Regions from separate parts of the Homo sapiens genome. Here region 1 is linked to region 2. Evidence: read pairs that join two places in POLR2A ChIA-PET (ENCODE). Cell type or tissue: OCI-LY7. All regions are shown on one strand. Links, peaks and the distances in the headings refer to the core of each region. The heading gives the core; the rest is flanking DNA. Region 1 holds the start of LOC124900899 (small nucleolar RNA U13). Region 2 overlaps CHIC2 (cysteine rich hydrophobic domain 2).

Region 1 (13,037 bases), core at 3,234-11,233, 71 kb before region 2:
TTTCCCTCCATTAGGAAGGTGGCCCTCAACCAGACACCAAATCTGCTGTTGCCTTAATCTTGGACTTCCCAGTTTCAGAACTGTGAGAAATAAAATTTCTGTTATCTATAAGCGACCCAGTTTATGATATTTTGTGATGGCAGCCTGAGTGAACTAAAATGGTGGGGTATGACATCTTTGAGCTCATCAGGATATGCTGCAGTACAGTTAAGACTGATTGAATTTGCAACAGTAGGACTGATCCATTGATTACGTGGCCTATTGCAGTATGCAGAAAGACAAAGGGGTAGAATCCCTCACCTTACACCAATTAGTACCTGTCAGGGTTTAGTGCAGGAAAAAGCTATTTTAATCAGGAAGGAACTTAGTAGAGAAAGTTAGATGCTTACAAAACCATTGAAAGATGGTTTTGAAAGGAGCAAAAATTGGTCACTAGGACTAGGCTTTTGGCTTCAAGGTGATACATTGCCACTTCTGGGGTCCAGAGGTCAGGAAGCCACTGTGGCAGTAGAATAGGCAATGTTGCCCAGCACTGCCCACACTCACATCTATTGGAGCCTACATGTGCTCCTGCACCTCCACAGGAATACAATGGCCTCCACCTCTCTTCCGCTTTCTTTTCCTTCCTTCGTCCCTCCCTCCCTCCCCTCTCTCTCTCTTTCTCTCTCTGTTTTTCTTTCTTTCTTCTTTCTTTCTTTCTTTCTTTCTTTCTTTCTTTCTTTCTTTCTCTCTCTCTCTCTCTCTCTCTCTCTCTCTCTATTTCTTTTTTGACAAGGTCTCACTATGTTGCCAAGGCTGGTCTCAGACTCCTAAGTTCAAGTGATCTGCCTACTTCAGCCTCCCAAAGTGTTAGGATTATAGGCGTGAGCCACCGTGCCCAGCCTAGCCACTGTGCCTCACTTTCTTCTATTTTCAAATGTCATGTAACTGCCTCAAGGGCAGAGACTACATCTAAACTCCTAGCTGCAAGGGAGCCTGGATACTGTAGTTTTTAGCTATCAATGCAAAAAATAGAGCATGTGAAGAGAATAGCAGTAGATGCTGAATATCAAAAGTCTCCATCCTTCCAAAATACAGTCATGTGCCACATAACCATGTTTTGGTCAATGATGAACCACATGTATGATGGTGATACCATAAGATTATAATGGAGCACATATAGAAACCTGATACCTGGCACAAGATACTGGCACTGCACATTAAGTGGGGGAAAAGATTGATATTCAATAATGGTGATAGGGCATTTAGTTTTCCATGTGAAGAATATATATAAATAATAATATATATACCTTCTAGGTCTGTGGAAGTACATGCTACGATCTTTGCACAATGACAAAATCTAGTGATGCGTTTCTCAGAATGTGTCCCAGTTGTTAAGCTCCGCATGACTGTATTGAAACTTAAGTTGCCATCTGGCACTTACTAGGTGCCTACCTCCTGCAAAGCATTCTCATTTATCTAATAGATGAATGAATAATCACTTAATAGGTAGAATTTCCATTAAGTGTATCAAACTCTGCTGATAGACAGTACTCAGTATCTGTAGTACTCTGCAAATCTCCCCATTCCCCATTTAAGGTATCAGGGTCTGGCAGGTGCAGAAGTGAAATGGGAGGCAACAGAAGCTCTCTTAGTCCCTTCCTCTCTCAAATCAGATCCCTTTACAGCTGCTCATCTTCAGGTCAGAGGCAGTGCAACTGTATAACTTGAAATCATGATAGTCTATTTTCTAACATTTTATTATCAGTAGATCATGTTTTCTTTACTCAAACACACTATGTGTAATAGTCCTCTTCTAGCCACTCTCATGGCATATTACTCTATGAAACACTTTAATCAAAGATAAAATGTGACTCTTTTTGACATCTTAAAGGCATCTACCCCCAAAAGGTATCTACAGCAAACATTTATTGCTGGTGAAATCTTTCTAGTAGATTACAGTTAATACATTATTGGTTTATTATCATTTGCATATGTATGGGCAACACTACGTTTTTTCAAAAAAGGCAACCTAGAAATACCATTTGACCCAGCCATCCCATTACTGGGTATATACCCAAAGGACTATAATTCATGCTACCATAAAGACACATGCACACGTATGTTTATTGCGGCACTATTCAGAATAGCAAAGACTTGGAACCAACCCAAATGTCCAACAATGATAGACTGGATTAAGAAAATGTGACACATATACACCATGGAATACTATGCAGCCATAAAAAATGATGAGTTCATGTCCTTTGTAGGGACATGGAAGAAATTGGAAATCATCATTCTCAGTAAACTATTGCAAGAACAAAAAACCAAACACCGCATGTTCTCACTCATAGGTGGGAATTGAACAATGAGAACACATGGACACAGGAAGGGAAACATCACACTCTGGGGACTGTTGTGGGGTGGGGGTAGGGGGGAGGGATAGCATTAGGAGATATACCTAATGCTAAATGACGAGTTAATGGGTGCAGCACACCAGCATGGCACATGTATACATATGTAACTAACCTGCACATTATGCACATGTACCCTAAAACTTAAAGTATAATAATAATAAAATAAAATAAGAAAATTAAAAAAATAAAAATAAAAAAATAAAATAAAATAAGATCATATCATTAAAAAAAAAAAAAAAAAGGCTAGCTTGGAACCCAGGCACCACACGCCATTACTGGCTTCCTGAGTACACATCCTTTAGCTCTTACCTACAATTCTCTCCTAGAAATTATTGTTTGAATGCTGTGTCCAGAAGGTAACATATATATGTGTATACACACACACATACACACATGTATGAAAAACTAAATTGCTGCTTAGACATATAGAAAAGTTTTCCAAATTTTTGAATTCATAAAGTCTATCAACCTGATAGCATTTCTCAAAAAATTTTTTCAATGGGTAGAGGACTTGTGCTTTTCTTTTATTCTATTGAGAAATTCTCAAACCTCTAAGAAATTGTGCAAAGGAAATTTAAATCATATGAAGGACATAGTCAAAATGTGTAGCTACAAGGACTACACATTTCAATTGTTGAGAAACAGTTTACTCTCAATAATTTGTGAATGTTTGTTTTAATCTGCCAAATTCTGAGGAAGATAGTGTAAAAAGATATAATTTTTAAGGTATTTTTAATAAATCTGGTAACTTTTTGATCAGAGGACATTCAAATAAAATGTAGAGTATAGAGCAGAAATTCAGATGCAGTTTTTTTAAAATGTAATGTATGGGCCGGGCTTGGTGGCTCACACCTGTAATCCCAGCTAGGAGTTCAAGACCAGCCTGGCCAACATGGTGAAACCCAGTCTCTACTAAAAATACAAAAATTAGCTGGGTATGGTGACGTGCACTTGTAATCCCAGCTACACAAGAGGCTGAGGCAGGAGAATAGCTTGAACCCAGGAGGTGGAGGTTGCACTGAGCCAAAATCACACCTCTGTGCCTCCTGAGTGACACAGCCAGATTCTATCTAAAAAAAAAAAAAAAAAAAAAAAAAAAAAAAAAAAAATCAGAGCAGAAATGAATGAATTTAAAATGAACGAAAAATACAAAAAATTGACAGAACAAAAAGTTGGTTTTTTGAAAATATAAAATCGGCAAATCATTATCCAGACTAAAAGATAAAAAGAAAGAAGACAAAATAAATAAAATCAGAGATGAAAAAGGAGGCATTACAACTGATATCACAGAAATTCAACGGATCATTAGTGGCTACTATGAGCAACTGTATGCCAACACATTGGAAAGTCTAGAGGAAATGGATAAATTCCTAGACACATACAACCTACCTACCAAGATTGAACCATGAGGAAATCCAAAACCTGAACAGACCAATAACAAATAATGAGATCAAAGCCGTAATTAAAAGGTCTCCCAGCAAAGAGAAGCCCAGAACCTAATAGCTTCTCTGCTGAATTCTAGCAAACATTTAAAGAAGAAATAATACCAATCCTGCTCAAAATGAACTGAAAAAATAGAGGAGAGGGAAATACTTCCAAACTCATTCTACAAGGCCAGTATCATCCTGATACCAAAACCAGACAAAGACACATCAAAAAAAGAAAACTACAGGCCAATACCTCTAAAGAATATTTTTGCAAAAATCCTCAACAAAATATGAGCAAGCTAATTCAGCAATACACTAAAAAGATTATTCATTCATCATGATGAAGTAAGATTTATCCCAGGGATGCAAGAATGGTCAAACATACGCAAACCAATCAATGTGATATAACACATCATATCAACAGAATGAAAGACAAAAACCATGTGATCATTTCAATCGATGCTGAGAAAGCATTAGATAGAATTCAACATCTCTTCATGATAAAAACCCTCCAAAAACTGGAAATAGAAGGAACATACCTCAACATAATAAAAGCCATATATGACAGACTCACAGCTAGTATCATACTGCATGGGGAAAAACTGGAAGCCTTTCTCTAAGATCTGGAGCACAAGTATGTCCACTTTCAACAATGGAAAGTACTGGAAGTCCTAAATGGAAAAATTAAACAAGAGAAAGATAAAGGGCCTCCAAATTGGAAAGAAAGAAGTCAAATTATCCTTGTATGTAGATGATATGATCTTATATTTAAAAAAAAACCTAAAGACTCCACCAAAAAACTATTAGAACTAATAAACAAATTCAGTAAAGTTACAGGTTACAAAATCAACATAGAAAAATTTGTAGCATTTCTATATGCCAACAGTGAACAATCTGAAAAAGAATCAAAAATGGAATCCCATTTACAATAGCCACAAATAAAATTAAATGCCCAGGAGTTAACCAAAGATGTGAAAGATCTCTACAATAAAAACTATAAAACACTGATGAAAGGAATGGAAGAGGACACTTAAAAATAGAAATATATTCCATATTCATGTATTGGAAGAATCATTATTGTTAAAATGTCCATTCTACCCAAGGCGGTCTACAGATTAAATACAATCCCTATCAAAATACCAATGACATTCTTCACAGGAATAGAAAAAACAACGCTAAAATTTATATGGAACCACAAAGACCCAGACTCACCAAAGCTATCCTGAGCAAAAAGAATGAAACTGGAAAAATCACATTACCTGACTTCAAATTATATTACAAAGCTATAGTAATCAAAACAGCATGGTACTGGCATAAAAACAGACACATAGACCAATTGAACAGAATAAAGAAGCCAGAAACAAATCTATACACCTACAGTTAACTCATTTTTGACAAAGGTGCCAAGAATATACATTGGAGCAAGGACAGTCTCTTAAATAAATGGTGCTGGGAAAACTGGATATCCATATACAGAAAAATAAAACTAGACCCCTACGACTCATCATATACAAAAATCAAATTAAAATGGATTAAAGACTTGATCTTAAGACCTCAAACTATGAAATTACTACAGGAAAACACTGAGGAAACTCTCCAGGACATTGGTCTGGGCAAAAAATTCTTGAGTAATACCCCACAAGCATAGGCAACCAAACAAAAATGGACAAATGGGATCACATCAAGTTAAAAAGCTTCTGCACAGCCAAGGAAACAATCAACAAAATCAAGAGACAACCCACAGAATGGGAAAAAAATATTTGCAAACTACTCATCTGACAAGAGATTAATAACGAGAATATATAAGGAGCTCAAACCTCTCTGTAGGAAAAATTTAATAATCTGATTTAAAAATGGGCAAAAGATTTGAATAGTCATTTCTCCAAAGAAGCCATGCAAATGGCAAACAGGCATATAAAAATGTGCTCAACATCATTGATCATCAGAGAAATGCAAATCAAAACTACAGTGAGATATCATTTCACTCCAGTTAAAATGGCTTATCTCCAAAAGACAGGCAATAACAAATGCTGGTGAGGATGTGGAGGAAAGGGAACCCTCATACACTGTTGGTGAGAATATAAATTAGTATAGCCATTATAGACAACAGTTTGGAGGTTCCTCAAAAAAAACCTAAAAATAGAGCTATCATGCGATCCAGCAATCCCACTGCTGGGTATATACCCAAAAGAAAGGAAATCAGTATGTCAGCTATCACCTCCATGTTTGTTGCAGCATTGTTCACAATAGCCAAGATTTGGAAGGAACCTAAATGTTCATCAACATATCACTGGATAAAGAAAATATGATACATATGTACAATGGAGTACTATGCAGCCATGAAAAGAATGAGATTCTGTCATTTGTAACAACATGTGTGGAACTGGGGGTCATTATCTTAAGTGAAATAAGTCAGACACAGAAAGACAAACTTCACATGTTCTTACTTATTTGTGGGTGGTAAAAATCAGTACAATTGAACTTGTGGAGATAGAGAGTAGAAGGATAGTTACCAGAGGCTGGGAAGGGTAGTGAGGGGTTGGGGGTAAGCGGAGATGGTTTTTGTTTTTGTTTTGAGACAGAGTCACACACTGTCACAGGCTGGAGTGCAGTGGCATGATCTTGGCTCACTGCAGCCTCCACCTCCCAGCTTCGAGCAGTTCTCATGCCTCAGTGTCCCAAGTAGCTGGGGTTACAGGCACCCACCACTACACCTGCTAATTTTTGTATTTTTAGCAGAGATAAGATTTCGCCATGTTGGCCAGGCTGGTCTTGAATTCTTGGCCTCAAGTGATCTGCCTGCCTGGGCCTCCCAAAGTGCTGGGATTACAGGAGTGAGCCACTCCGCCCAGCCTGCGGATGGTTAGTGGGAACAAAAAGTGTATACAGTTAGAAAGAATGAGTAAGACCTAGTATTTGATAGCACAAAAGAGTGATTATAGTCAATGATATTTAACTGTACATTTAAAAATATCTAAGAGTGTAATTGGATTGTCTGTAATACAAAGGATAAATGCTTGAGGGGATGGATACCTCATTTTCCATGATGTGATTATTGCTTATCGCATGCCTATGTCATGTACCCCATAAATATATACAGTTACTATGTACCCACAAAAGTTTTAACATAATAATTTTTTTAAAAAAAGAAATTAACTACCAGTGGCCAGGCGTGGTGGTTCATATCTGTAATCCCAGTGCTTTGGGAGGCCAAGGTAGGAGGATGGCCTGAGAAGAGCTGGGACCTCCTGGGAAGTGATTAGGTCCTGGGGGATCTGCCCTCATGAATGGAGTGAACTAGCTTAGGTCCTTTTTGCTCTCTTGCTCTTCCGCCTTCCACCACTTGAGAACACAGCAACATGGTGACGTCTTGGGAGCAGACAGCAGCCCTCACAAAATACCAATGCTGGTGCCTTGATCTTGAACTTTCCCACCTTTGGAACTGTAAGAAATAAATTTACACTCTTTATCAATTACTCATTTATAGTATTCTGTTATAGCAGCACAGACAGACTCAGACAGAAATAATAACTAAAATTTTAAAAAATATATCTACTGGGGCCAGGCACCGTGGCTCATGCCTATAATCCCAGCACTTTAGGAGGCCAAGGCAGGTGGATCACTTGAGGTCAGGAGTTTGGGACAAGCCTGGCCAACATGGTGAAACCCTATCTCTAATAAAAATACAAAAGTTAGCTGGGCATGGTGGCTTGTTCCTGTAATCCCAGCTACTCGGGAGGCTGAGGCAGGAGAATCGCTTGAACCCAGGAGGTGGAGGTTGCAGTGAGCCGAGATCATGCCACTGCACTCTAGCCTGGGCCGTAGAGCAAAACTCTGCTTCCAAAAAAAAAAAAAAAATCTATTGGGTTTTAAATTATACAATCATTCTAGAAAATGTCTTACAATACAATGTTGTATAAGCTAAGTATAAAAAGTAAAAAGAGTAAAAATGGCCAGGCGTGGTGGTTCACACCTGTAATCCAAGCACTTTGGGAGGCCAACGTGGGCGGATCACAAGCTCAGGAGTTCGAGACCAACCTGGCCAATATGGCGAAACCCTGTCTCTACTAAAATACAAAAATTAGCTGGGCGTGGTGGCGCACACCTGTAGTCCCAGCTACTCAGGAGACTGAGGCAGAAGAATCGCTTGAACCGGGGAGGCAGAGGTTGCAGTGAGCTGAGGTCACACCACTGCACTCCAGCCTCGGTGACAGAGTGAGACTGCATCTCAAAAAAAAAGGAAGCGTAAAAATTTACAAAATCCACTTCCTTCCAGCCCCAATTCTACAAAGCAAAGGCCACCACTGCTGTTGATATGTATATATAAGCTTCATGAGGGTTTGTCTGTTTTCTTTAACATTATATCCCTAATTTTTGGCAGTGTCTAATGCATAGTAATCATTCAATAAATATTCATTGATTAAATGATTAAAGTAATGTTCTGCATGTATATTTTTTACTTTAGTATCACATTTAGTGTGTATATATAAGATTACATTGTATTCTATATAATTAATATATTATACATTATTTAACCAATGCCTGAACTTTTAGGCTGTTTATAATTTTTCCTATAGCAAACAATGCTGATACAATCAACCTTTTATGCACATCTTTGTACTTGTGTGATTCTTTCTGAAGAACAATTTTTAGAACTGGAATTACAGTGTCAATGTGCAAACATATTAAACTTTTTTTAGTATTTCTTTCCTCTATTTTTCTATTTAGGGGGCTTTTTTTCTAATTACAAAAGTAGTGCATGTTGTCTGTAACAAGTCTAATTATAATGCTAAAAGTTACCAAACATTTATTGTGTACCAGTCACTATGCCAGGATTTTTTGTGTATTACCTTATGTACTGGCTGGCTAGGCCAAGGGAGGGTAGCCCATGGAAAGCCCCAAAGTAAGGAAAATTAAAAAAAAAATTCTTCCGCATGAGAACAGATGAGGAAATATTGTTTCAATGACAATACAGCAAGAATTACATGTTCTAGAATGCAGCCATTTGGTTCGGGGATGATGTGCCTTTCCAAGGATGGTTACTTTTTACAATAGTAAGTATAATTTTGGGAGCTGACCTTCTTGAGGATATAAAAGACCTAAATTCTACATTGTTGTGATTCTCTCACCAGGCAGACATCTCATTCTATATCTATGCTAACAACTAATTGTTAGCATCTCTGACCTTTGGAGACTTTTCCATAAAAAGACAAAGGAGGCAATGGGAAACCACATCTACCTACTTGCATTTTTATCTTACATAGACCTTCAAGGTAACTTAGTTTAAGCAGACTTAAACAGAATCCAGATCATTATTCTCATTCATCTTTTTGTTTTTGTTTTTGTTTTTGTTTTTTTTCTGAGATGTAGTCTCGCCCTGTTGCCCAGGCTGGAGTGCAGTGGCGCGATCTCGGCTCACTGCAAGCTCCGCCTTCCGGGTTCACGCCATTCTCCTGCCTCAGCCTCCCTAGTAGCTGGGATCACAGGCGCCGGCCATCACGCCCAGCTAATTTTTTGTATTTTTAGTAGAGACGGGGTTTCACCGTGTTAGCCAGGATGGTCTCAATCTCCTGACCTTGTGATCCGCTCGCCTCGGCCTCCCAAAGTGCTGGGATTACAGGCGTGAGCCACCGCGCCCAGCCTATTCTCATCCATCCTTAAGACTGGACTCTTTGGTCATTGTTAACTGACTTTTTCGTATAGGATAAATTCTTAAACATGAGATAGTAGTCAATTCTGCCAACATTCAGTTGTTGTTTCTGAATTTCCCACATTGCTTAAGGTCAACTCCACCATGACGCTATAAAAACACTTTTCTCCATTTTTTCATATATTTGTATAGGTTTGTTTTTACATTTAAGTGAATTTTAAAGATAAAACTTACCTATCTATATGGAATGAGGAAGGAAACCTCTTACTTTCATATACATAACCAATTATGTTACACTATTTATTACATAAACCATACTTTATCAATGATTGCAGTGCCATCTTTGTCATATATTAAGTCCTAACAAATACCTAAATATGTTCCTACAATCTCTATTCTATTTACAGATCTACTTGACAGCTGTCGAACCAATACATGCCATTCTGACCATAATACCTTTAAGATAAGTTTGACCATTTAACATAAGAAGTAATAACCAGACCGGGCTCAGTGGCTCACGCCTGTAATCCCAGCACTTTGGGAGTCCGAGGTGGGTGGATCACCTGAGGTCGGAAGTTCAAGACCAGCCTGACCAACATGGAGAAACCCCATTTCTACTAAAAATACAAAATTAGCTGGGCGTGGTGGCACATGCCTGTAGTCCCAGCAACTCAGGAGGCTGAGGCAGGAAAATCGCTTGAACCCGGGAGCCGGAGGTTACAGTGAGCTGAGATCGCACCATTGCACTCCAGCCTGGGCAACAAGAGTGAAATTGTCTCAAAAAAAAAAAAAAAAAAAAAAAAGTGGGGAAAAAAATCTTCCTCAGCTGAAGAAAGAAAAAAAAAACAAAACTGACGTGGTAGACAAAATAGTCTAAAGGAATTCCCTACTACAAAATAATGAGATCCTGCACAAAACAAAATGTTTATTGCTGGGCTTCCAGGAAATAAGGTAAACCTCTGACAGTAGGTCCAAACCTTGAACTGACACCAGAATAGAAGTCCTAAGATGCTTAAAAAGTCAGCTTGTCCTGCAGGCATATGTGATATCAGCTCTGCAATGTAGAGTTCAAATTTTGGGTCAATAGAAAAAAAATAGAAGCTGAAGCTGAGCTTTCCTGATTAAAGAAAGGGAACAAAAGTGACTCCTAGCAGAAGCTATTCCGCTCACAGTTTCATTCGACGGATTTTCTACAAGTTAAGGTTAATGAAATCTGACTGCCAAGCATACGTGTTAATGAGTTTCTTCTGAGTGAGAGCCAGCTGAAATCACAAACAACAGATTTGGACACCCTTAATTATTTTAATTATGTATAAGATGTTTTAAATAAATAGGAGATCTTTTTTGTAGTTCATAAATGCGATGATTGGGTTTTCATGTTTATGTGTGAGATGTGCTTCCCTCAAACCTTGTTATGATGTCAGTACGTTATCCATCTGATGTGGAAGAAAAAGAAAACAAACAAGAAGAAATAAATAGGAGTCATAAAGCAATAAATTACAGAAACACAAATATGAGGAATAAAAGATTATCCAAAGTGGCCAGACTTTAGAAGAAGCCAAAGTGAATTTTTAGTTTTTAAAAATTGTTGAAGTAAAAATTTGAATATATGGATAAAAATTAGATACAGCTTAAAACAGAATTAGTAAACTGGAAGTTGGGTAGAATAAATTATCCAGAATACAGCCCTCTCACTCCCAAATGGATAGTATGATAAGAGATAGAAGTGTATATATCTAATTCAAATCCAGAAGTAGAGAACAGATAAGACTGAGAAGTGGCAATATTTGAAGCTATTTGCCAGGCACGGTGGCTCACGCCTGTAATCCCAGCACTTTGGGAGGCTGAGGTGGGTGGATCACATGGTCAGAGGTTCGAGACCAGCCTGACCAACATGGTGAAACCCTGTCTGTACTAAAAATACAAAAATTAGCTGGGCATGGTGGCAGGCACCTGTAATCCAAGCTACTCAGGAGGCTGAGGCAGGAGAATTGCTTGAACCTGGGAGGCGGAGGTTGCAGTGAGCCGAGATCGCGCCACTGCACTCCAGCCTGGGTGACAGAGCGAGACTCTGTCTCAAGAAAAAAAAATTTGAAGCTATTATGGCTGAGAATTTTCCAGAAGCAATGTATGACATTGATCCACAGATACAGATGGAAAATGAATACCAAGGAAAACAAATAGAAAGAAATCTACACTTAAACATATTTCTGTGAAATACAAAACACCAATGCCCCTCCCTACCACTCCCCTCACACACACAGAATGCAACTACTGAGATAAAATAGATTACCAATAATGGAATGACAATTAGAGTGATAACAGACTTTTTCATAATGTGGGAAGGCAGGAGATAGTGGAATAATATCTTCAAAGTGTTGAGAAAAAATTCTGTCAATCTTAAATTGTATACCCAGAAAAACTATCTAATTTTAGGAAATGCATTGTGAAGTATTTAGAGGTAAAGTACTTAAGAGTACTATAAATCTGTAACTTAACTTCAAACATTTAAGAAAAAAAATACATAAATAAATATATGTGTACACACATATATATTTAAAGAGAGAGAGAAGCAAATAAGATAAAATGTTAACATTTGGAGAATCTTAGTGAAGGGGATATTTGGGAATTCTTTATGCTATTTTTACACCTTTAGGAGTATAAAATGATTTCAAAATTTCAAAAGATAAAACTTACAATAGCAGTAATAAATATAAGTACCTAGAAATAAAAGATATGAAGAAGACTACAAAGGAGAAACACACTGCATTGATGAGAGAACACTTAGTATTATACAATGTATATAATTATACAATTACACACTACACTTCACAACATCCCCCACATTTACCTACAGACTCAATGCTTTTCCTATAAAAATCCCAAAAGGAGTATTTGAGTAACTTAAGCTGACTCTAAAATTTATGTAACAGATAAAAGACCCCAAAATAATTAAAATAGCCCTGAAGAACAACAACAACAAAAAACATGAGTGAGGACATGCCCTGTCAGATAGCAAGACTTATCATAGATGACATAGTACTTAACACAGCTTAGTATCAGTTCAGATAGACAAAGTAATCATCTGAACAAAATTGAAAGCCTGAAAAAAAAGGCCCACACTTACGTGGACACTTGATTTATGACAAAAATGGTGAACTATTCAGTAAATGGTGTTGGGACAATAGGTTATGAAAAAAAACAAAGAAAATCATATACTTATATATCATACACAGAAGCAGTCTCTGCTGTATTATATACAAAACTTGAATTCTCTTAGAGAACGTTATAGGATAATATTTTTATAACCTTAAGGTAGGGAAGTATTTCTTAAACAAGATTGAAAGGCACAGATAAATTCAGCTACATTAAAATTAAGAACTTTTAGCCAGGCACGGTGGCTCACGCCTGTAATCCCAGCACTTGTGAGGCGGAGACGGGCGGATCACTTGAGGCCAGGAGTTTGAGATCAGCCTGGCCAACATGGTGAAACCCCATCTCTACTAAAAAATACAAAAACTGAGTATGGTGGTGCACGCCTGTAATCCCAGCTACTCAGGAGGC
Region 2 (13,037 bases), core at 2,635-10,634:
AGAATTCATAACCTGCCATTTGATTTTATTTTGACTTTTAGGACCTTTTTGCACTGTTTTAAGCCTAAGGAGTATGTGGATGCTTAAAGAAGTGATTTCCAAACTTTGTCATGCCATCTATCCCTCCTTCTACATTCCTCATGTCAAAGAAAAGCTAGAGAATTTTGTCATTTAAAAAGGCGACGCTGTAGTTGTAATGTTTCCTCTGTTAAGGAGAAGAAAAGCTAAGCACTTTGTTGGGCAAGTGGAAAATGCAATAGTGGGCAAAGTGCTCAGAACCTAGGTAATCAGTAAACTTGATTGTAGTTGGCTACGTGGAGAGGTTAATAGGGTAGAAAATAATTATTAGTGGTTTTCAAACTTAGCTGTCCATTAGAATCCTGGGTGTCTTTAAAAAAAGACCATTGTCTTTGCTCCACCCCAGGCCAGTTGAAGGCCAAATACTAAGTGAGGGTCCTAGGAGTGGACAGTTAAAATAATAAATAAATAAATAAATAAATAAATAAAATCTCACAGGTGATTCTAATGTGTAGCCAAGATTGAAAACTATTCCAGGTTATAGGGAGGGACTATCTATCATCAATAAACAGTATGCCTTTCTACATTGTGAGTTAAATCTCTGATTTTCCTCAGCAACTTCCTTCTTCTCCCATTTATCTTGGTTCTAGGCTCTGGGTTAAAATCTATCTCAGCTACTTCCTGGATAAATTGTTTATTCATGACCTTTAGTTGAGATGGGGATAGTTATAGTCGATACCTTTTAAGATTATTAAGGATTAAATGAGATAGTACATGAAAAGAATTTATTGCACTGTGTGGTACTATGTTCAATAGATACTAGTTTTTATTATTCTCCTCCTCAGATATAGTTTTCCACTTTGAGAAACAGGTGTAAAACAAAGTACTAAAAAATTAGAACTGCCATTATCAAACATAACAATGATTCACCTTAGTCTTATTTTTCCATTTCTAAGCAATGTGTATGTGCTTAAATTACTGTGTTTGAAGTATTTTGATGACAATAAGGATCTTTCTGCATTGAAAACTTAACCTGTTTTGTGGCGACATAGGTAATAATAGAAAACTTTTTTTTTTAACATGGCTCTGTCATGCATAATTCCCAGGCACACTAGCACACCATGCCAGTGGGTAGCCCAGTTAACATCTATAAAGGTTTTTAGAATTGGTGCATATGTATTACTATAACTGTTGAGCACATTCAATTTTTCTTGCTTTAAATATAAATGGGAAGAGCTATTAGAACAGTTGTAGTAAGACTGGCTAAATTTAACACCCCCTCCTCCACCTTTTTTTTTTATTAGGTGCTGATCAGAGCAGTCTTCCCTTACCAATTTGAAAGTAATTGACCATGTAAACTGAATCATCTGTAGTCTAGATCAGTCTAGAAGGATATAGATCAATCCATATGTTTTTCACAGATGTAACTTTTGAGTAGCCCTTTACAATTGACTATTTCTGCTCTTTTTTTCTACTTTAATATATTACAGTATTACTGTTTATTTTAGAAACTGGTATTCTCACGTGACGTGATTGGCATGTCATTGTGGTGATGTGAGAAAGAAAGTTACCTTCCATTCTCTAGGTTAGTCTCTAGGCATAATCAGATTTTTGTGACATAGGATGCAACATGTTTAATTTGCCTAAAGTCTGCTTTAAAGTGGCTTTTAATGCAAATATTTTCCTTTTTTTAAATACAAATGTTTTCATCGTGACCCCCAAATCAGACTTACTTTTTATACTTCTCTCATGATCAGTATTCTTTTCTGACATTCTTCTGTTTAAGTATAATATTTCCCTTCATTGTTAGATTTCTAGGTAGCAATATGGGGAAATCTTGTGCAGAAGCATATTTTGAGGAAAGTGGTATTGGAAGGAAGGAAAATAAATGATAAATTCCTGTTATTGCATAGTATTTAGGTACATGTAACCTAAAAGGCTTACAGTCACCATTCAATTAAAAGTAGATTTCCTTTTTGCTTTCATGGTGACTTCTCATATAATTGACGATGAGGAAAAATAGTTTCTAAAATAAACAGTAATACTGTAAAAAGACTATTAGGTAGTCTTGACCAGATTGGTTAATATTTTAAAATTATGGAGTTCCTTATGCTTCAAAATATATTTGCAAAATATGTTGATCATTTATTGAAGAGTTTCGTTTTTCACAGTGGTAACTCTAAAGGATGTGTCAGTCTAAAAGTTAGAATTTAAAAGTAGTTTTAGGCCAATATTTCCTAGGTAATCTGTCATTATAACAGACATTATTTGCTCCCATCTCCACTTTCTACCCTTCTTGTATCAGAATCAAACTTGGGGCTTTCCTAGAGTATGTATAATCTTTGACTTCTAACTCAAGCCCTATCATAGAGCCAAGTTATTTTGCTGAGGTTTGTTTCTAATGTTATTCTCTTGTAATTTTACCGTGTCTTCATGTACTCTCTTCTGAGGTGTAATCTTACCATCTCCACAAATAATTCCTTATCCTTCAACACCAGTTTTTATCAATGGCTGTCGGAAACCACTTTTTGCTTGTTTTCATTCCAGATATGTTATGGAAGATTAAAGATTTAGAAATGTGACTTGAAAATGTTTGGGAACTACACTGGGATGGAATATGACTTTTGAATAAGAGACATCACAAGAACACCTTAGTGTTTATTGATCTTTCAAATGGTAGAGTTAGTAAAAAATTGTCTTGAAATGTGTCAGTATTTCAGGACTGCTGCTAGATGCTGTGGTTAGCAGTAAGAGACCTGAATGTGAGTTGCCAAATTACAGAATCATGTCAATAAAACAATTTTGTTAAACTTTATAATTCCTACTTCTTTCTCCCACCCAGCATAATATTTAAGACACATTCTATTTATTTCTAAAGATTAAGCTTTCTGTTTTGAAATTTTTGAAGGCTTCATTGATGTATCTCCACAGGCTATAAGTTCTTGAGGGCAGAGGTTGTGTCTATTGATCTTTCTTTACTATTTAATATAGTGTCCAGAATATTATAGTTCCTATAATATTTTCTAAATGAATGAAGTAATTGTATACATCTTTGGATTTTGTCAGAATTGCCAAATGAATCACTGTTTTCTTCTCTGCACCTCCGAACAAAGGCAAACAATGTTCTATAATAGAATACTTATCACACTGAAAAGATAAATAGCTCCTCTGTTTTAAAAAATGAAATCTGGTAATTGTGAGGAAATTATCAAATTAAGGTAGATTTTTTTTTTATAACTTTTTTTTTTTTCTCCAGAGATTTTTGTTTTCTTTTTTTAGAGACAGAATCTTTCCCTGTCACCTAAGCTGGTGGGCAGGGGCCTGATCACAGCCTACTGTGGCCTTGACCTCCTGGCTCTAGTGATCCTCCTTTCTCAGTCTCTGAAGTAGCTAGAACTACAGGTACACGCTGCTATGCCTAGCTAATTTTTTAAAAAAATTAGTTTTTTGGTTTTTGTAGAGATGGGGCTTCACTGTATTGCCAGGCTGGTTTTGAACTCCTGGCTTCAAGTGTTCCTCCTGCCTCAGCCCCCACAAATGCTGGGATTGTATGTATAAACCACCATGCGTGGCTTCCCAGAGATTTTTCTTATTCCATATAGTTTGAGAGGAAATTAATTTGATTATAATTTGGTAATTTGATATAATACATATCTTTGGTAATGTGAAGAAAAAATTCTATGCATTTTATTTGGACCAACTACTAAAACTTCTTAATGCACAGATTTTCTTGAAGAAATGAGAAATATGATAATTAACTGAGGTTTCAAAGTTTTTACTGTATTTGAATTTGAGAATTTATATGACATTTGGTCCAAAGAGTTCAGTGTTGGATTTTTGCCTACCAAGGGATATGAAATTGATTAGTACTTAAAATTTTATATGACTAGCTAAGTGGAAAAGAGGGATTAAATGGTGAAAAGTAAATTATATGTAATTATTATGATACTAATCAAATACTATTCTAAATAATTTAAATAAATAATATTACTCTAAAGCAGAATTCCAGCTGGAGTTTATACTGTCAACAGGTTAAAGGCCCAGGATATTAGGCCAGCTGTATACTCAGAAAGAAATCTTTCAAATCTCTAATAGCTGTGTCTGGCTTAGGTTTCTAATCTGCTATAAAGCTATTTAGATTTTATTAATAAAATTAAGCTTTAAATATAACATGTAGCAACAGATGCTCTTAAGTATCCTTCAGGTATCTTCTGTGTAAGATTGTGTGTGTGTGTGTGTGTGTGTGTGTGTGTGTGTGTATGTGTGTGTATGTGTGTATGTGACTTTTGACCCAATCAGAATATTGGGTCTGGAAGGGAAGAGTCTAGGGATTTTTATTTTTGGTAGGAGTGTTATGTGATTCTATCAGACATATTTGGAAAGTAATAGATGGTACTGTGGAAAAAGTGTGGTCTTTGATATGAGGCAGATTGGTTTCAATTCTCAGTCACTTCCTGACAGTAACCATAAGCAGATTAACCTTTCCGAACTTCAGTTTTTTCATCTGCGAAAGAGATAATATCCACCTTAGAGGTTACGTGTGAGAGTCAGAATTTATCTAATTAATAGGCATTCAATAAATTATTACTTATGACATATTTTGATGTTTAACCCTGCATGCACATTTTTTTGGTTATTCTTTACCATTTTGTGGGAAGTCAGTCTAAAATGTGAAGTATGCTTTTCTGCTTTAAAACAAGATTCTGAGCATAGCTCAGAATTATCTAATTGACTAGAGGAATCATTTAATCAAAAGCGGCTATCAGATTGATACACAGTGATGCCTTAGTGGCCCTGAGGTATGTTGGAGTTTGAGAACCTTCTCTAAATGGCACTTTCATTTAAATTTCATATGTGGGCTGTTCTTTTTGGTTTGCTTTCTTCTGTCTTTGTAATTGGTCAGCTGTTCTTGGAAGCAAAACAACCAACCAGCCTTATTAGAACTGCATATAAAGTAAGAGAAGTTCATCCTGATTGTTGAATGTAGATGCTTGGGTTTTGATGCTTGGGTTTTACAATATTTATTTTGTTTTCTCAGAGTATTTTTTGCTTAATCTTTGATTATCAGCTGTCTTGTTGAGGTTTCCTGATAAGTAATTTAATGAGTATTTGTTAAATGCCCATTTTTCTGCCAGGTATTGCACAAAGCTCTGGGTATATAATGAAACCCAAAATGAAACACACATAGTTTCTGCCCTCATGGAGTTTACAGCTAATAGACAAATTTTATCTGATAAAGTTGCACTGAAGGAAATGGATGAGATCCTGTGATTGAAAATAATGTGATTAGGAAGAACCTCTCTGAGGAAGCTAACATTTAGGAAGGATGAGAGTCCTGTCAGGAGCCCCTGGATCTGGAGAACAGCAGGTGCCAAGACTCCAAGCCAAAACAAGCTTGACTTGCCTGAGGAACTGAAAGGATACCTCTATATTATGGCTAGAATATAGTGAACAAAGGGGATAATGTCTTGAAATGAGGTTGGAGGGTTCAGTAGGGGCCAGAAAGGATTGTAAAGGAATTAGAATGAAATTTAGAAGGTTATAGAAGCAGCTTCCATAAGACATGATAGTGGCCCCAGCTAGGGTGTTGATCTCTAGATTAAAGGAGTTATTACAGTTCTGTGTGTAAACCATCAAATTTCACAGCTTTTCCTATGAGGTATGGAAATACATAGCAGTGGCCACTTTTGCTGTCTAATTCCTCAGTTCTTATGTTTGTTTTGGTCTGTTTATTTTTTAATTTTAGCTTTGTGTAGGCTGAGGTTAAATAACTGGCTACCCTTACTGTTCACTGGGAGTGATTTTGATGGCATACCTGCACTTTCTGTTCTGCTGCTGGGGCAGCTAGTATGCCAAGAGAATAGCACATGCCAGAAGTAGAGAGTGTTTCCCACAAGATCATAGATTTTGAAGTGGGAACCCTCGTAAATGTGATATCCTTTAGCTGTAAGGTGTGTAGTATGTGACAGCCCTCAGTACATGATTCATTAGATTTGAGGAAAAAAATTGTGTTTTTTATATCTTACATTTAAAACTCAGTTGCATCCGTAGGAGCTGAAATGTTCTCACAGTGTCCCTGAAGAATAATTTTTTTGTTCTTAAGCTTTTTTTCTCTCCCACTATCTACTTAGGATAGAGTTGGTTGGACTTGAAGGTAACCTAACTTTGTTATTTTGATTGATAAAAAAAGTGAATGTACTATATATAGTGAGCTTCCTGCAAGAACTTCTTGTTTTATTCTCTTTGATCTTGCATTGTAGTCATAATGTGGGCCTTGGTTAGTTCAGTGGTGGAGTTCCTATGTACCCAGTCTCCTTTCTTGGTCTTTTCTAAACTGCTCAATTATAAATGTTACTTGAAATGAGTATTTTTGTTAGTCTATATTGTAAATCAATTCAACCATATATTTTGCTTAAATGAACATAATTTAGCATCATTATTTTGCTCTTAAGATTTATAGAAGTATGAAGAATATTCTAAAATATGTATAAATCAGATATACAAAAATCTTTTTTCTGTAGTTCAGAAAATTTAAAAGTTGTTAAGTTAGATCAGCTGCATCCCTATATCGCCAGAAGTTAGTTATACTGTGCATTTTCATCAGTATACACTTATATAGCTTTCACTGCTTAACAACATATTTAATCTGTTAATAATGGAAATTATAACCTTAATAATTAAAAATTGATAAAATGCTAATGCTAGATTATTATAAGACTATGTATAATGGTGAGGTTTATGATAGAGTAAATTTAACACATGCTTTGGAGAATTAAGTCTTTGATTTCACTAGTTTCCTGAATGAGATTAAACTTTCATAAAACCAGATGAACTCAAATATTGTTCAGAATGTGGTTACAGAGTTAAGATTTTTAGAATTATTCTGAAACCCAAATATACGTCTCCAACTCCAGGGTCTCTGTATCTTTTGTATAAATAGAGTATACTTTCAATTAGATCCCATCCTCCTTGAGCTACATTGATATTCAGACGTATGTTGAATCAACCAGATAAACTTAAAGCATGATTTATATGCATCAAAGCCTGTTAATTTTTTTCCATAGTTATGACTTTATCTCCAAAACTAGCTAAAAATTTGAGTTCATTGAGCTCAAAGTTCAACATTAGGAAATAAGCACTCTCTTCATGTGCCATCTGCATAACCAATATGTTCAGTTTGAAATTTCTAGTTCATATGCTCATAGGTCTTGTCATATCTGTAGGAACATAAAAATTCTCTGTATCTATAGATTTGTACAGGTGGAATGTCTCAGAATCCAGAATATCCAAAATGGAATTCATAATCTACACCCCAAATCAGCTTCAACGGCAGCCTTCCATTCTCAGTTGATGGCAGATCGAGGACCCTGTTTGTTTAGATCAAAAACTTTTTGATGTATTCTTGATTTTCCTCTTTCTCTTTCACTACATCCATTCTGTCTTGACATCTTGGCTCTGTCTTCAAAATTTGGCCCTATTTTGCCACCTACACGACTGGAGTGAATTGCCAGTCTCCCTTCTGCCTTACGCTTAATGTATTTCTTAAGTCAGTTATGGTGGCATGTACCTATAATCCCAGCTACACGGGAGGCTGAGGCAGAAAGATCACTTGAGCCCAGGAGTTTGAGACTACACTGGGCAACATAGCAAGAATCCATCTAAATTACAAAAAATATATATATATTTTTTTCTTCCCCCTGTCTCCACCTTTCCACCTTTGCCTCTCCTCTTATACAACCATTTTGGTACATCTGCTATAGTGATCCTTTTAAAACATAAGTCAGTTCAAGTCTTTTCTCTGTATCAGGCCCCTCAAAGGTTCCCCATCTCCTTCAGAGTCCTTTTAATGTTCTACCAGACCCTCCCTGATCTGGCCCATCATTACTTGTCTGGTGATCTCAGTTTCTGCTTACTATTGGCTTCAGTTTATTTTGATTTCTAATTATCGATGGCTTTACTACATCTTGACTTCAATTTAAGCCCTCTCTCTGTCAGCTCTGCATGTTACCATCTATTTGTCTTATGTTCAGATACCTCAAGAGAGAGCTGATTGAGTTAGTTAATGTTATCTAAGTTAGGCAGGACTGTTTGGCCTTGCCATTCCATGTGCTGCTACCCAGCCCAGGGATTAGCTGTTCTTAAAGCAGATGCCCACTTGTGATCTAATTAGCCAAAGTATAGGGAGTTCCTAGTTAGGCATGCGGAGTAACAGACTACTCTCTCTAGTATACATGGTTTTGAGCTGTGTAGCATCTTTTCAGATTGTTGTATTATAATTAATTTAATTATAAGATATTTCTGTTTTAAAAATTTCACTGTTAAAAATATCACTGTAACTCAGAAGAAAAGAAACATTGAACATATATTTTTGATTAAGGGCAAAACAAGTTGAAGCAGTGGATTCTTGCATTTCTGCATTTAAAAAGCAAAATTCGTTATGAGTTCAAAACATGTCTTAATTTAAAATGATAGCTCAGTAGTGAATGCCAAGAGACATTGTTAATATGAGGAGATACAAGGAACATAGAAGAAGTTAAAACTGAAGTAAGAAGGACAGAGGATTAGATGGACTTGAACTATGGAAAACATTGAAATGCATTCAAGAAAACTATTGATTAGTGAACCTAAATTTCCTTGTTTACTTATCTTAAAATACCTAGTTAATACCAAATAAAATATTCAAATAAGAAAACAAAATTAGGGTGGTATTGTACATTATAAAATATTTGTCTGCCGGGTGTAGTGGCTCACGCCTGTAATCCCAATACTTTGGGAGGCCAAGGTGGGCGGATCACTTGTCAGGTGTTTGTGACCAGCCTGGCCAACATGGTGAAACCCCGTCTCTACTAAAAATACAAAAATTAGCCCAGCATGGTGGCGAGCACCTGTAATCCCAGGTACTTGGGAAGCTGAGGCACGAGAATCGCTTGAACCCGGGAGGCAGAGGTTACAGTGAGATGAGACCACGCCACCGCACTCCAGCCTGAACAACAAAGCGAGACTCTGTCTCAAAAAAATAAAATAAAATACTCGTCAATTATTTAGTTAGCAGGAACTATACATTTCTGAAAAATAGCTCTTATTTAAAAAAAAACAAATGACACAAAATGTCTTTAATACCCCCTCCCTAAAATAACACTGCAGAATACTTGATTATTCATTAACATATCTGTGCCACTGCAGCTATTTTCTCTTGATACATTTCTGGAAGTAGAATTACTGGGTCAAAGGGTAGGAATTTTTTTTTTTTTTTTTTTTTTTTGAGACTGAGTCTCACTGTTGTCAGCCCGGGCTGGAGTGCAGTGACGCAATCTTGGCTCACTGCAACCTCCGCCTCCGGGTTCCAGCAATTCTCCTACCTCAGCCTCCTGAGTAGCTGAGATTACAGGTGCCCACCACCACATCCAGCTATTTTTGCATTTTTAGTAGTGATGGGGTTTCACCATGTTGGCCAGGTTGGTCTCGAACTCCTGACCTCAGGTGATCCACCTGCCTTGGCCTCCCAAAGTGCTGGGATCACAGGTGTGAGCCACCACACCCAGCCAGGGTAGGAATATTTTTTAAGACCCGTTTTACATACTACCAGATGGCACTCCTGAAAATTCTATCAACTTGCAAGATTTTTGTTCTTTTCAGTTAATATCATGGTATATTGAATTTTCTTCTTCAACATTTTCCTCCATTGAGAAAGATGGTAAAAATACTGAAGATACATAAATAAATCTAAAAATGAAAGGGAGGGAAGGTAAATAAGTTTATGTTCAATGGTATTTCTGTGTTTTTAGTTTGCAAATTTCATTTTTAATGGTTGTTTAATATTCTGTTATATTGAGATAAGATAATTTTCTTAACCATTCCTAAAATGTTGTAAATAGATACATATTTATATTTGTGAATAAAGATTCAATGAACTTGTTTATGCATAAATTTAATCCACATTTCAAGTTATTTTTTAGGTAATATTACATTTCTAAAGAGAAAACAGTATGACAAAGGTATAAATATTTTCAATGCCAAATTAATCTGAAATGGTTGTAACAATTTATAGTTCCATTGACAGTGTGTGATATTTTTCCATCTTGACCTTCTTGCCAACATAAAATATTTTTTAAAATTTAATTAGTCTTGTAGATAACTGAATTAAGATGCCACCTACTTTAAATCATATTTTTAAAAATTATCCAAGTGTTACTTCTGGCTTTTTGGATTAGTAGAATGTTTGGTTATTAGAGTCTGAAGGGGGTTCAGCTTCCTACTCAATGCAGGAATCATTGCTCTTCTTTCAAGTACATCAAATTATTATTTTATGGGATGAAACTTGGCCTTTCTAATACTGTGCTGAACCAGTTGTACTTTGTCTTAGAATAAAGGAAATTATTTTTACCATATATAAAAAGTTTTATGTAAACTTGTAGGTACATTTATAATGCTGTCAATTGAAAACAAAACATAGATGCCATTTTCATTCTAACAGTCTCTGCCTCCTGCTGAACTTAAAAAAGAAGCCAGAACTAAGGTATTGTCAAAATTAAGTGGTTTATGTCAAAAATAAATCATTAGAGGTGATATTTTACAGTTATATTATCAAACAAGAAGTGTGACTTTTCCTATCCATTTAATAAAATAAGACCGTCTTGCTAAAATTCTACCTGCTACTATTGTTTTGGTTGGTCTAGATTTGGATTAAAAAAAAAGGTTTTGGCAGGGATGAAAAACATAGCAAAGGAGATATTTGCTGTGGCCTGTGCCAAATAAGAAATTCTGACATTCAAGCTCTTTGCCAGGAGAAAGCATGCTATATGAAAGAAGACTTGCTGAAAAGAGTTGTTTTCAACTACTCTGATGAGAACAGTCTTATTAGTAAAGAAGTGTGTAGGAAAGCCTGGATTGTGGTAGTTTGAATAATGAATGGGAGGTAACGTAAAGATAGTTAATGTAAAGGAGTCTTTCAAAACATTAGTTGAGGAAGGAAAGAAATAGATGCCATCAGACATTGAGAGAGAAGAAGAAATAAGGATTCACATCCTCAGGTGGATAGACTAATTCAGGTTTGTAGGCTATGTTTAAGGAGCCTGAAGCGAGGTAGAAATACAGTGAATTGCAGAGGAGACTGGAGGAGATGCACTCAGAAGTAAATGGTTAGTTTTTGGAAGCTTTCCTCCATTGAGAGATGGTAAAAATACTGAAGATATATAAGTAAATCCAAAAATAAAAGGGAGGGAAGGTAAAGCAGTTTATATTCCATGACATTTTTTTCTCTCAGAGTTGACAACTGTGGTTATTTGCAAAAAAATGTTGGTTGTGAGGATAAAGTGGAGTACCTAAAGACAGGCACAACAACTACGGAGCATGGAAAAGAGAACTTACTGGGGATGAATAAAGATTGTTACAATAATACTCATGAGATTAGAAATAAGATATGTATGTTATATATATATTTATTATTGGTGATACATTTATAAATGTGATTTTTCTCCAGTAGCTCCAGGCAGTGTGAAGAAGGTAAACAATTTAATTGAACCTGGGTTGGCAAGGGACACTGTAGAGATGATTAAAGGTGTTTGTTGGAGTATGTTCAAAATGATTGACTATGTAGTTCTGGCAAATAAGGAAGGAAATGGAGTCATAGGGAGCTATGGAGGGGTGGGAAGCAATATATTACAACCAGAGGCCAAAAAACAAATTTAGTAAGGATGGGAGAAATGAAATGATTGATGGCAGTGGTAAGAGAAGAATTTTACAGTTCAGAATTTCAGAGGTGATACAGTCCCAAGTGATGACAATATGCAGAATATATCACAGTGAGTAGGTTGCTGAATTAGATGGAGGTGCAGGAGGTAAAGTTCTTTAGAATAGATAAGGTCAGGAGTGAACTGTAGTTGAGGATTTCTAAGGAAAGAGTGGCATTTCAACAGGGTTTTTGGTTAAAGTGAAGATATATACAAGTATGTGGTGCTTAACTATGGGGACTACTCTGATAAATGGGTCAGTAGGCAATTTCATCATTGTGCAGACATCACAGAGTGTGTGTATACAAACTTAAAATGGTGTAGCCTACTACACATCTAGGCTATATGGTATAGCCCATAGCCCTTAGGCTACAAACCTGTACAGTATGTTACTGTACTGTGTATTGTAGGCAGTTATAACACAGTGGTAAGTTTTTGTGTATCTAAACATAGAAAAGGTACAGTAAAAATACAGTATTAAAATCTTGTGGGACCACCTTCTAGTATGTCCTGACTGAAACGTTGTTATGTGGCACATGACTGTATGTATTTAAGGTTTGTTTTGTTTTTTAAGATAAGATATAAGGAGGTATCCTGATAGCTGCAGATCAACAGATTGAGGGTTTCAAGGTCTATCAGGAAAGATAAACTTGAATATGATGATCATGAGAAAGCAGGATAACAGATTGGAGTGGTTTGCAGAGTTATGACTATAGACTGGAGGAATGTAGAGATAGTGAAATGGATGTATGTGGGATATGAGTAAAACAAGCCTGTTTCAAGATTCCATTTAGATTTAGGTGTAAAGTTGGAGTCCCCCCTTCAAAACTTTACAGTGTATTACATGAACTTTCAAAATTATCTCAAATTATATAAAAGTAAAATTGGTCTCGTGTGTGATTTCTTAAGGAAACAAAGGAAGCTGTAAAAGCCATAAAAGCCTGCACTGAAGTGTTGCATGGAATGTGCTCAGTAGTTGTGATTTGAATGAATTCTCTGTTCTCCAAGTACTGGTAGACTTCTGATAGATAAAAGCAAGATAGGTTGTTTTTATTATGTCTTTTATCTTCTTGTTATATTTACCATTCTTTGAAAATAGTTTAAATCTTTTATCAATTCTAAAGCCATGGAATATTTTAACCATGATTCAAGAAAAGGTCTTTTAGGTAATAGGAATAGATATAGGTATAGTACACGTCTACATTTTCTTTCATACCATCTAATGCACTGACAAATAGGTGTTCAATGGAACCTAAGACGGTTCTTGGTAGCACTTTGTCCATTCCTACT

What was found. ChIA-PET counts read pairs that join two places held together with the same protein. Peaks named below come from ENCODE experiments on the same cell type or tissue, not always from the same donor. Only the 100,000 strongest peaks of a DNase experiment are listed, where the experiment ranks them.
Region 1: POLR2A ChIA-PET joins it to region 2 with 5 read pairs; 5 of 35 experiments call an interaction of 5 or more read pairs at or near these places.

Annotation. Positions count from the first base shown.
Region 1 is chr4:54,120,978-54,134,014 of GRCh38, reverse strand. LOC124900899 (small nucleolar RNA U13) reads left to right here and starts at 10,811; the gene lies at 10,811-10,915. In OCI-LY7, for the core only: no CTCF peak of the experiment used is centred there; no DNase peak of the experiment used is centred there.
Region 2 is chr4:54,049,800-54,062,836 of GRCh38, reverse strand. All of the region lies in intron 1 of CHIC2 (cysteine rich hydrophobic domain 2), which reads left to right. Among named protein-coding and RNA genes, the nearest start is that of CHIC2, 8.3 kb to the left of the region's middle. In OCI-LY7, for the core only: no CTCF peak of the experiment used is centred there; DNase peaks (open chromatin) are centred at 4,466 and 6,276; H3K4me3 peaks cover 3,097 bases; H3K27ac peaks cover 2,991 bases.